Linked DNA regions of Homo sapiens: regions 2, 3 and 4 are each linked to region 1. A link is a contact called in ENCODE Hi-C or POLR2A ChIA-PET data. All regions are on one chromosome and are shown on one strand. The core of a region is the stretch at or near the end of the contact, and the rest is flanking DNA. Distances in the headings are between cores, read along the strand shown.

Evidence for each region. A loop is a pair of places that touch in the nucleus more often than their neighbours do. ChIA-PET counts read pairs that join two places held with the same protein, here RNA polymerase II (POLR2A). Pooled maps may share reads with other maps.
Region 2: a pooled map shows a loop between it and region 1 (2.1-fold over the local background). The contact joins the promoter of RUNX1-IT1 here to the enhancer-like site in region 1. A Hi-C loop is called at or near these places in 2 of 168 maps with a recorded cell type or tissue (PC-3 and PC-9) and 3 of 50 pooled maps. POLR2A ChIA-PET finds 5 or more read pairs at or near these places in 5 of 52 experiments (BJ, CD4-positive, alpha-beta T cell, PC-3 and 2 more).
Region 3: a loop to region 1 is called in a map of K562, with 2.8 times the contacts of the local background. The contact joins two enhancer-like sites. A Hi-C loop is called at or near these places in 4 of 168 maps with a recorded cell type or tissue (K562, PC-3, PC-9 and 1 more) and 7 of 50 pooled maps.
Region 4: a loop to region 1 is called in a pooled map, with 7 times the contacts of the local background. The contact joins two enhancer-like sites. A Hi-C loop is called at or near these places in 2 of 168 maps with a recorded cell type or tissue (IMR-90 and PC-9) and 10 of 50 pooled maps. POLR2A ChIA-PET finds 5 or more read pairs at or near these places in 2 of 52 experiments (A673 and activated naive CD4-positive, alpha-beta T cell).

The regions. Positions count from the first base shown.
Region 1 is chr21:35,507,299-35,509,998 of GRCh38, forward strand. The region is part of intron 1 of LOC100506403 (a long non-coding RNA gene); the gene reads right to left. Among named protein-coding and RNA genes, the nearest start is that of MIR802, 210 kb to the right of the region's middle. RefSeq lists an enhancer at 890-1,410. Within about 2 kb of position 1,278, at least 5 of the 41 ENCODE cell types and tissues checked have a DNase peak (open chromatin) inside an H3K27ac peak, as active enhancers do.
Region 2 is chr21:35,038,139-35,040,838 of GRCh38, forward strand. It overlaps RUNX1-IT1 (RUNX1 intronic transcript 1), which reads right to left and starts at 1,288. Exons shown (of 1, transcript NR_026812.1): 1 at 1-1,288. All of the region lies in intron 2 of RUNX1 (RUNX family transcription factor 1), which reads right to left.
Region 3 is chr21:35,849,660-35,852,585 of GRCh38, forward strand. No RefSeq gene overlaps it. Among named protein-coding and RNA genes, the nearest start is that of MIR802, 130 kb to the left of the region's middle. Within about 2 kb of position 1,310, at least 6 of the 41 ENCODE cell types and tissues checked have a DNase peak (open chromatin) inside an H3K27ac peak, as active enhancers do.
Region 4 is chr21:35,931,134-35,933,833 of GRCh38, forward strand. No RefSeq gene overlaps it. Among named protein-coding and RNA genes, the nearest start is that of LINC01436, 73 kb to the right of the region's middle. Within about 2 kb of position 1,343, at least 24 of the 41 ENCODE cell types and tissues checked have a DNase peak (open chromatin) inside an H3K27ac peak, as active enhancers do.

The sequences.
Region 1 (2,700 bases), core at 28-2,527:
CTCCCTTTTAAGCAAGATCTATATCTTGGAGAGTTTCCTCTCCCTCCTTGCATTCCCCAGGCCCATCTTTTCTACAAAGTGCTAGAGTGTCAGTTTTATGGGATGTTGAAACCTTCCCAGTATAAATTCTACCCGCATTATTCTTTTCAGGAAGGCTCTACAAACATTTAATAATAAAAGTGAAGTGGGTGCGACTCTTAGTTAATAAATACCTCATCTTGTGGGAAACATGAAGCCTTGAGCATAAAACCAGAGCTATCTTTTCATCTGGGCCTGTCCATCATCACAGTGCCCAAGTGCTTAATTTAAACTGCCACTTCGCCAAAAACCCAACTGGGCAGAGGATGCACTGTTCATGCCAACCACCGTAAGGCCAAATTATTCTATTTCTAGCAACAATCACCTTCCTCAGGAATCTATAATTTTCAGCTTATGATAAACCTTCAATACTTTGGATTTCCCGGGGGAAAGTCAATATTAAATTAGAAGGTAATTATATAGCATTTTGCATACAGGCTACATTTTTATAGTTACATAAATGCATACTTTATTCAAAGAGGTGTTAACCATATGTGTCCCAATTCAGTTTCTAACAAATTTCCTTTCACAAAAAAGATAAGAACTTATAATGGTCACGTAATACAGATAGGTTGTTTTAAGAGGTATGAGAAATTAAGTTGAACATCTTCTGGATATGTGCCTGATTTTGTTTGCCCAAGTCTTACCCTTTGAGCAGATGATGCAAACTATATATTAGTGACTTAGGAAATAATAGTATTTTATTATAAAATTAATAATTGGTCAGAAAGGAAACATCTGCCAATATCATTCTCCTTCAATGTCCTTCAATTCTGAAAAAATAACTCAGATGACATTTTTATTAATACTTAAAAACTGATACTTAAAAAATTCTTAAAAAAACATAATTACAGTCTGAAATATAATAGATTCTCAAAGAAAAGTACACATTCTCCTTTCCTCTTCATTTAGCATCTGTTGTTGGCCAAACAACAGATGACGCCTTGCCTTCAGGGTAAAAATCTAATTTGCATGTAGGCGCTTGAATGAAATTAAGCTCCACAAGGTGTGAATAACAAGGGGTGGCCTGCTCTAGTGACAACAGGCAGCTCTTCTCAAACAAGGACGTTGAAAGCTTGTTAGTGCTAACTGAACTACTTTGCAGCGTATATCCCCATCTGGAGGCCGACATCAAATTTGAGAGTCACAAAGAAACACAAAGGTCATTGTGGCAAACCAGGGCCGTGGCATTGCACAATTCTAGCCAGAGGCCAGACTCCTCAAAGTCTAGATGAATGGTGCCCCCTGGAGCTGTGCAGTGCACAACGTGTGCATCTGGATAGGTCAGTCCTGAGGCCAGCCGACTCATTTTATAAGGCAAGAAACTGCAGCCCAAAGAATATATATGCCTGGTTGGAAGTTAAGCAATGAGGCACATTTCAACTCAATATGAAGAAAACATTTTTGAAACAGGAAGCTGTCAAAGATGATGTTGGTTGACTCAGGAGGTAGTGAGGACCAGTTACAGGACATTTGCAAGCCTAGGCTGCTCTACCATCTGGTATGGACTTTCAGAGGGGGCTTGAAATTAAGGTGTGGGTAGGGGCTGGCCTCCATAGCTGTTAAGGTTTTTCCCAACCCTCAACTAAGGAATCCATTGTTCAAACACAAGTCTTCAGGCTACTGAGCACCAATCAAGGTATGGGGACCCTGAAAGGCAATAGAAATCAAAAGATCTATTTTGAGAGGGCTCTAACTTAACAACAGGAGGCAGCAACATCAGTGACTTTCTCAGCTGCTACAAAAAGTAAACCATCGTCAGACACAATTTTCCCATTCTCCCCCCTGCACTTGCGTCATACCCAACTTCCCCTTCCCCTCAACACTGCAGAACTTACTGATAACTAAGCCATGTCTACCCCTCTAGGAGTAGTTCAAGAGTCCTGGTAAAGACCTAACAGGAAGTAGAAATTACATATGAGCAGCATGTGTGTGTGCATGTGTATGTGCACATGCATGTGTGTGGTATGTATGTACACGTGTGTGTGTGTGCATGCACACACTGCATGGGTGTATTTCCTTAAGCCTGCTTTACAAAATCAAAAAGTACTTCCAGCATCCATATTAAGGCTGTCTCCAGCACTGCATGCCATTGACATGCTGTAAGTCACATAGAGGATGAAACCAGGGTTGGGCAGTCAAGAAGGGGCATTTGTAAGGGCTGGTGGCATGACGGCTCCCATCTGTTCTCTCACTTTCTTCAGAAGTGAAAAATTAGCCCTGGATGGTGTTTTATGAGATACTGAAACTAGAATTCCCTTAACCGCATTCATAAAACTCAAAAGGCAGGGTAGCAATTAGAAAGGTCATGGTTTTTTGGATCTTCAGTCCTGAGTTCCAATCCAACCTCTGCCACCTTGTACTGTGAAACATCGCCGAGTCCAATTAAAGTTTCTGAGCATGGATTTCCTCATCGATAGAACAGAGAAAATACCTTCTGCTGCACAGGGTTGTTGTGAGAATGAATGAGATAACACAAAAGAAACTGTGCCTGGTACCTTAGAAAGACACAGATGCAGGTGGTCATATTTCAAACCCACAATTCCTTCTTCCTGATGTCAAAGCAAACATGAGCAGAAAGAGTTGTACATGAAGAGGCATGGCTCTCTCTTTAGTAATTTT
Region 2 (2,700 bases), core at 38-2,537, 470 kb before region 1:
TTGTTTACAGATGAGAAACTTGGGGCTCCGTGAGGTTCGATAAATGGCTCAAGTTCACACAGGTGGTGGATGATGGTGACAGGGAGAAACCAATACCTCGATTCTAAAGCCCACAGGCTTCCTGCTCCCCGATCCCACCCCTGAGCTTGGGCCTATCTTCCTCCTGGCCTCCCTATCAAAGGCAACTCGTAGAAGAAGCCCCTGGTGATAAAGAAAACACGATTCCTCCTGGAGCTGAGTGGAGTTTACACTTCAACATGGACTGAAGCCTCCAGGGAAAGAAATAAAGGTCTGTAGAGAGAAGCTACGTCCTGGTGAGCAGAGACATGACAGCAGCAGTTTCTGCTACACCTAGAGAAAGCTTCCTTGAATTCAGTACATCCTGGGGAGAAGTCCCAATGGATTCCCTAAGCATGGGAATTTTGAATGCTGGCCTCTCTCTCTCTCTCTCTCTCTCTCTCTCTCTCTCTCTCTCTGTGTGTGTGTGTGTGTGTGTGTGTGTGTGTGTGAGATAGAGAGAGAGAGAGAGAGAGACCTTTATTTCTCCTGAGAGGCCACTTCTGAGCTTTGAATCAGGAGTGATGTGAGCATATATATCCCTAATGGGAATTATAGTTTGGGTTCCAATTTTTATACAAAGATCTCCCACTTCCCAGGGCTCCTTCCAGAGCTGAAGCCTGGCAGCCTTGGCCGAGGCCATCTCTGAACCCTCTGCATGGATGTGCACATTGGCTGTTGTGGTGGTTCAAATTTTGCCCTAGACCCTCATCAAAACCAACCTGGTTAATTGTAACATTGCCTAAGGAGCCAGGTGGGCAGGCACATGGTGGGTGCTTAACCAAGGTGGTGCTGGATTTTGGGGAAGAGAGAACATCCAAATGACAGCAGGGGCCGGTTACTCCTATGGCAACTGCATTTCTAACACAGCCTAAGGACGTTCTTAAGGACTCAGGGATTCATATACATTGCCCTGCCTAATGAGTTCACAAGGTGAAGGGATTTAACCTGCAAAGGATTGTGGTATCTGAGCAATGCAAAGGGGAATTGAGGAGGATTAGGAGAAGTGTCTGCTAGTTATGTGCATGCTTGAATGGAATCCACCTCATAAATTCAGTGTCTGCAAAACTGTGGGTGACAGGAGCTGAGAAGACCTGGTTTCTCGTTCGGACTCTGGCACCAACCAGCTATGGAACCCTGGGCAAGTGAACCTCTCTGGTGCCCTAAGGTAGAGAAATGTCTAAAAATCACTCCAGCCAAATATTCGGCTCTTCCTTTCTAGCAGTTTAAAAATATTTATAATTATAGATTTTAAAAAATAAAGTTATATAATTTTTAGATGCCAACTGAAACTATACAGAACTATATATATACATAACTCTATATAACTCTATGACACAGCACATAAAACTTACAAAGCATCATATAGAACAATGTCTCATAGTTCATATGTCTCAGGGTTCACTTATTTTTTAAACAGATTTATTCACATCTGTAATACAATTATTTCTTTGTTTTGAATACAACCTGGAGGGAAGCATATGGGAGACACAGCCTTTATTTAAAAAAATGAAGTAATGATATGGAATGATTGACAGTTGGATAGAATTTTCATTGTCGGCACTTCTACTTCTTTATATGACCCTGCACCTTTCACAGTGCTAATATTTGTTTAAGGTTGCTTAACGTTGTTCCTCTCCTCTAGAACTTTGGAAGTAAAAGCCATTCTCATCTTTAGAAACAGTAGATTCAATAATAATAAATAATAATAAACTAGAAGCCTGAGTTTCTGTTCCTACCTGTCAGTCAATGCCTAAATAATTTCATTTTCACCCATTCACCCATTCATTACATGAAAGGGGCTGGGATAAGAGAGAACACTCCTGAAGGGGAGGACTACTTTTTCTCCTCCTTTTAGTTCCTACCCACTCTTGCATGGGTTTTATACACATATGTGGTTTCAGATTTTATGAATTCTATACTTTCAAAGTGGGTGAATGTCAAGTTCAGCTGTGACTGTTACCGAGCTGGATGAAGCTGCCCAGATGCAGCCTGCAGATGGTGTGGAATGAGGGGCTCAGTGCACAGAGTTCAAAGTGCAAACAGAAGCTGTGTAAGAAAGTGCAGCAAACTGTGGTTGGTGTTAAAACTGCTCCTGAAAAAAATGGCACTCAAACCAATGTATCTTAGTTGACCTAAACTCTCTTTTGCACATTCTGGGGCAGTAATAAGAAACAAACATTGATAGCTATACATATTATAAAATTTTGCACAGTAAAAGGGGAAGTGCTTCTCTCTTGAGCAATGAGTGCCACTCTGACATTTTTTGTCTCCCTTAAAAAACTCACCTAGGATGGGCCGGGTGCAGTGGCTCATACCTGTAATCCCAGCATTTTGGGAGGCTGAGGCGGGCAGATCACGAGGTCGGGAGATCGAAACCATCCTGGCCAACATGGTGAAAACCTGTCTCTACTAAAAATACAAAAATTAGCCGGGCGTGGTGGCACACACCTGTAATCCCAGCTACTCAGGAGGCTGAGGCAGGAGAATGGCTGAACGTGGGAGGCGGAGATTGCAGTGAGCTGAGATGGGGCCACTGCACTCCAGCCTGGTGACAGAGCTAGTAGACTCCATCCAAAAAAAAAAAAAAAAAAAAAAACCAACAACAAAAACTCACCCACAATGGAATGTGACTATGGAATA
Region 3 (2,926 bases), core at 60-2,559, 340 kb after region 1:
ATAACAAACTCAATAATCTTTTGAAGAGTTCACTGTTAAGAGGACTCCTAGGACACGAGGAGCAACGGGATGATCACACACTCATGGTTGTACCTTCAAGTAAAGAAAAATGAGAACTTTAAATCACCCAAGATGAGGAAGCTCTGTAGCCAGACTGCTCTCATTCAAATCACCAGGAATGTTTCAATCTGATGCCAGCTTTCTCCCTTACAACAGTGAATGGATAAAAAGGGGAAAACTCAAAAGGGATATTCACAGCGCCTTCTAGTTCCCACCTCAGTCCTATCTCAAAATACCTGAAAATTCTGCCACAGCCCTTTTTCCTTTACTCTAGAACGAAATGACAAAATTAAACTTTATAAAAGTTTATGAAACGAAACCTCACAAAACCTGTTACTGAGGTTCAACGATATATTTTTAAACTAATAATGTGAATTTTTCCATGCTGAAGAGTCATGTAATTGGGTCACCAAATAAAAAAAGACACAGCTGTAATAGAAACCATTTTAGGGGGGAAGAAAGTCCTGACTAATCACGAAGTGATGCAAATGCAAAAGGAAATACTTAGACTGTATTTTTACCCAGCTGAGTAGTCAGATGTTTGGAAATGCCCTGGATTTTTCGAAATATTTCCAGCTGTTAATAGCAAAACGGCTCAGATGCTTCAGAAAGAAAGAACACACACTGAAACCTTTTTTTTTTTTCCTGTGTACTTTTCTTAATTACAGCTGCTCCCTTCCAACTGCAAGAGGGGATCTAAGTGTAAAGATGTTAAAGCTTAGATGTTCACCCTGAGCTCCACACGGATTTATTTTTATGAAAATGACTGAGAAGTGCAAGCCTGGGAATACGCAGAGAACTTCAAAAAAGAGCCTGGAAAAAGTAGGAGGTGATAAAGGAGTTAGCACATTTTCAGTTTGTTTCTCTTACAACCTGTGAGAGAACCCAGACAGCTGATGGGCTCCCGGAGAAAACTCAGGTAGCTGCACTCCAGAGAGTTTGGTGAGGCCCCAGCCAGCACCAGAGACCTGTGGTGAGCTGGCCTCCAGGAGAAGGTGGTGACAGCGGCAGCCGAGTTACATGGCGCCAGATCCCAGAGGACGAGCTCTGGCAACCGCCTGTGCACTCCCCTGCAGCCTTTTCTTCAGAAGTGAAGATGGGGGAGTCTGGTCAACCACAGGTGAGGTGGCAACTCAGAGGGAAGCCTGCACACTGTCAGCTCAGCCAACCCTAATGAGGACCAGACACCCAGAAATATTTGCAGACTCAGCAGGGGCGGGAGTGAGAAGTGGAGTTGGCTGGCCTCAAACCACCACCAGCTGAGCAGGGCTCCTCAGCCAGGGTGTGTCTTCTGGGACTCCCGGGGCAAAAGGTGGCATTAGAGATGGAAATTCAAAACAGGCTGGGGGCTCTGGGGCCAGGTTTTGTCCTGGGCGACTGCTTGGCACTTTCCCCAAAACAGCACACGGAACCTGTGAAAAATGTGCTCTGGCCCCCTTCAACCTTGACCCTGAGGATTGAGGGTGGGAACTGCGGTGGGTTTGCTCAAAGTCCTTATCACCACTCACTGGCATGTGTTCCCTGGCTCAGAGCCTGTCCCTAAGAAATGGGAAGAAAATACACAGCTCCCAAGGAGCTGCCAGCAGTTCCACACCAGGACCCTCTGAGGCCAGCCTCTCTGGGGACGGTGCATGCTGAGGAGTCCATGAGAAGGCTTAACTTTCTGAAGATGTCACACTCAGCTCTTCTTAGGTAAAGATTTTTTTTTTTTTTTTTTTGAGATAGAGTCTCACTCTGTCGCCAGGCTGGAGTGCAGTGGCACAATCTCTGCCCACTGCAACCTCCGCCTCCCAGGTTCAAGCAATTCTCCCACCTCAGCCTCCCAAGTAGCTGGGATTACAGGCATGCACCACCACGCCCAGCTAATTTTTGTATTTTTAGGAGAGACGGGGTTTCACCATGTTGGCCAGGCTGATCTCAAACTCCTGGCCTCAAGTGATCCACGCGCCTTGGCCTTCCAAAGTGCTGGGATTACAGGTGTGAGCCACCACGCCTGGCCAAGATTACCTTTTTAGATTGCTAATCTGGCCATCTTTGATTAGAAGTGAGGTCAATACATAAAATGTTCCAATCAAATTCTGCAACATAATTTTTCAGTGTTCTTAAGGAAACCCTACCCATGAGCAAAATGGCATTAAGGACAATTGGTCATTCTTTTTTATTTATTTTGGGAGGAGGGGGAGAAATGAGGGGCCTTCATTGTTCCCACTTCAAGACCAGCCCACTGGTTACAAAGCAGGAGAAAGGCAGGGGCGCTCCCAGGAACCCAGGGCCATTGTTATGGGCTGAATTGCTCCCTACCGCCACCAAATCCACTGCTGAAATCCTAACCCCCAGGACCTCAGAATGTGAGCTTATTTGGAAACAGGGTTGTTGCCGATGTAATAAGTTAAGAGGAGGTCATACCGACACAGGTGAGCCCCTAACCCAACATGACTGGACTTCTTGTATAAAAGAATGCTATGTGAAAAGACAAACGCATAGACAGAGAGAAGGTGATGTAAAGACACAGGGAAGAGGTGGCCATCTGCAAACCAGGGGGTGCCTTCTTGAGACCACCAGCTTCTAGGAGAGAGGCCTGGAACAGACTCCCCCTCATGACCCATAGAAGGAACCCACCCTACTGGCACCTTGATCTTGGACTTCCAGCCCCAGAACCATGAGACAATAAATGCCTGTTGTTTAAGCCACTCAGTCTTTGGAACGTTGTCCCAGCATCCCCAGGAAACTAAGGTAGCCACATATGACTTTCATGGGCCCCTGGCACTTTTGTCTTTGTGGGCCCCATTCTCCGTAAAAAATATCCAGAATGGCTCCACAACTGTGTTGGTATAGAGGCAAATAAAATCTGGGCTGGAGCATGTTC
Region 4 (2,700 bases), core at 93-2,592, 420 kb after region 1:
TGGATCAGTTAGGTTATTAGTTTGGCTATCATTAAAAAAGGTCAAAGTAACAGTAACTTAAATTGATAATAGTTTATTTATTTTAAATATGGTCTAATCATAAATATTCAAAGTGTTATAACACTCCATAGTATCAGAGTTCCCGCTCTTCCTGTCCTGCTGTTCTGCCATCCAAAACACATAGCACGTGCATACCTGTGCATACCTAAGCCTGTGCATAGAGGCCCCACAGCAACTCTGCACATAGCCCTCAAGGTCACATCCCACGGGCCATGTGGCAGTTCTTGCTGCAAGGGAAGCTGGGAAACATAACCTTTGTTCTGGGCTGCATTGGACTCAACTTTACTAAAGGAAAGGGATGGCTGAGACCAGCCATGTCTGCCACAGCCTTCTTTTCATTAAGGTGCAGCGTTTCCCTAAGTATTGGCACAGAGAAGGCACAAAATAGATATGTGTTCAATGAACAAATAAACAAATGAATAAATAAAATTCTTCAGGGAATGCTTATCTGAAAACAGACATGAAAACAGTTTGCTAGGATATTCACGGTTGGTTGTTTTCATCAATTTCTCAGAGGAGAAATTTAGTTTTTATTAGATCATTAAATCAATTTAAACAGACATATATTTGTATATCAGCATCAGGAAGAGCAATGTAAATGTCCTACGGGTGACATCATCATATTCTTCCCCAGCATTTCTCAAACCTATCTAGCCATGGAACCCTTTGTCAGAGAACATTTACTAATGATTTACAAGACATTCATGAAAAATACTCTCCTGCCTAAAATCTTAGCAGAAAAATAGAATTCAGCCATTTATCCACTTAGGATAGGACCATAAAGAAGTCAATATACATGTAAATAAACTACATTTTTTTAAAGCAACAAGAGAGAAGTCTTTTCAGCACATACTATTAACAGTCCCATAGTATCTTCCAATGGCTGTGAATAACTAGTAGGTTGACCTGCCACCTTACATAATGTCTTCATCTCCCCAGTAATTTCCCAATAATCCTGGAGTACTGGAAATGGAAGACACCTTAAAATGGTATCAAAGCCATTCGTCGGCCTTCAGATCCTAATGTCACTAAACTAACTGAGAGAAACCAACATCAGAGCAAAACCTCATGACATGAGCTCATTCCTACACAGGGTCTGGAAAACATCACTTCCACTTTAAGTACACACTAAAAAAGGATGATGATTCAGACAGACAATCTTAGCTGCACTGCGCGGGTGGACAAGGGGATTGTAACCAGCCATCCAGGAAATCTGGCATCTGTCCAGAAAACAAGTCTAAATTTTGAAAGGTCTCTGCCTAACACATTCAGTTTATGTCCACAGGTCTCTGAGGAAGTGCACTTATAAAGAGGAGATGACTACGTTAGAAATTATGACTGAGGCAGCTTTTGCGCTGTAACTCTTGCTTAAAAGGGAAGTACGCCAGTTCCCCTTTGAAACAGTTTCTAAGCAGCAGGTGGCTACCACCAGGAAGCCAGGCACACGATGCAGCAGTATTGATATCTGGCTGTGTTGTACAGATCTTCCCTTTATCCATTCGAAGGATGTGAAAGCGAGGGCAGAGGGTAGAATTTTTAGCTGGTAATGGTCTCTTTTAATCAAAGAACTCAATAAATTACAAAGAGACTGAGTCACTTGTCCTGTCTCAAAGAAATGTCATAAGAATAGCTCAGGGCAGTAAAGGAAGTTTAATTAACGCAGCCGGGTGTGGTAGTTCACACCTGTAATCCCAGCGCTTTGAGAGGCCAAGGCAGGCGGATCACCTAAGGTCAGGAGTTCGAGACCAGCCTGGCCAACATGGCAAAACCCCATCTCTACTTAAAAAAAAAAAAAATTAGCTGGACATGGTGGCACATGCCTGTAATCCCAGCTACTGGGGAGGCTGAAGCAGGAGAATCGCTTGAACCTGGGAGGTGGAGATTGCAGTGAGCCAAGATCATGCCACTGCACTCCAGCCTGGGTGACAGGGTGAGACTCCACCTCAAAAAAAAAAAAAAAAAAGAGCTCAGAATTGGAGAACATTTATAAGTAGCTTGGTTTAGGGGAGGACAAATGAGGAGAAAGCCGATCTAAAATAGGTTGGGACAATCTATTAGCCAACTATCTACACTCTCCCACCATAGTTTTCATTATTGCATTAATGAAAGCTGAGTCTCCAGAAATTAAAAAAGACTGTTTCTCAACCTATCTAAGCTGCAATCCGTTTTAATGAAGCTAAGTATAGAGACAGAGGGAACCTAGATAATAATAGAAATAACTGTGCTAATGTTTAAAAGAAGAAAAGAATGAGGTTAAGGTTAATTGCAGTAAATAATAATGAAAAATGTGTGTTATTCAATATAGTCACTAAAAGGATGAAAATATTTTCAAATATGACTCATTCCAGTTGAAACAGGAAGGGAAGTAAAAGCATCAACATCTGACAAGACATTAAACTCCCTAAGTCAGAGCAGCGCTGCCCCTGTGGGGAAGAAACTATCCTCCTCCCAATGGCACAGAACCAACTCACTCAAGCCAGGCGCCTCTGGAGAAAGTCACTGAATCACATATGTGTGTGCACACACACACACGACAATAGCCAGCCAGAGAGTGAGAAAGAAAGAGGGTATACTGACCCCTAAAGGACCAAGGCAGACTGTAGACATCTTTCAAGAAGGAAAGGAATGAAGAAAAAAAAA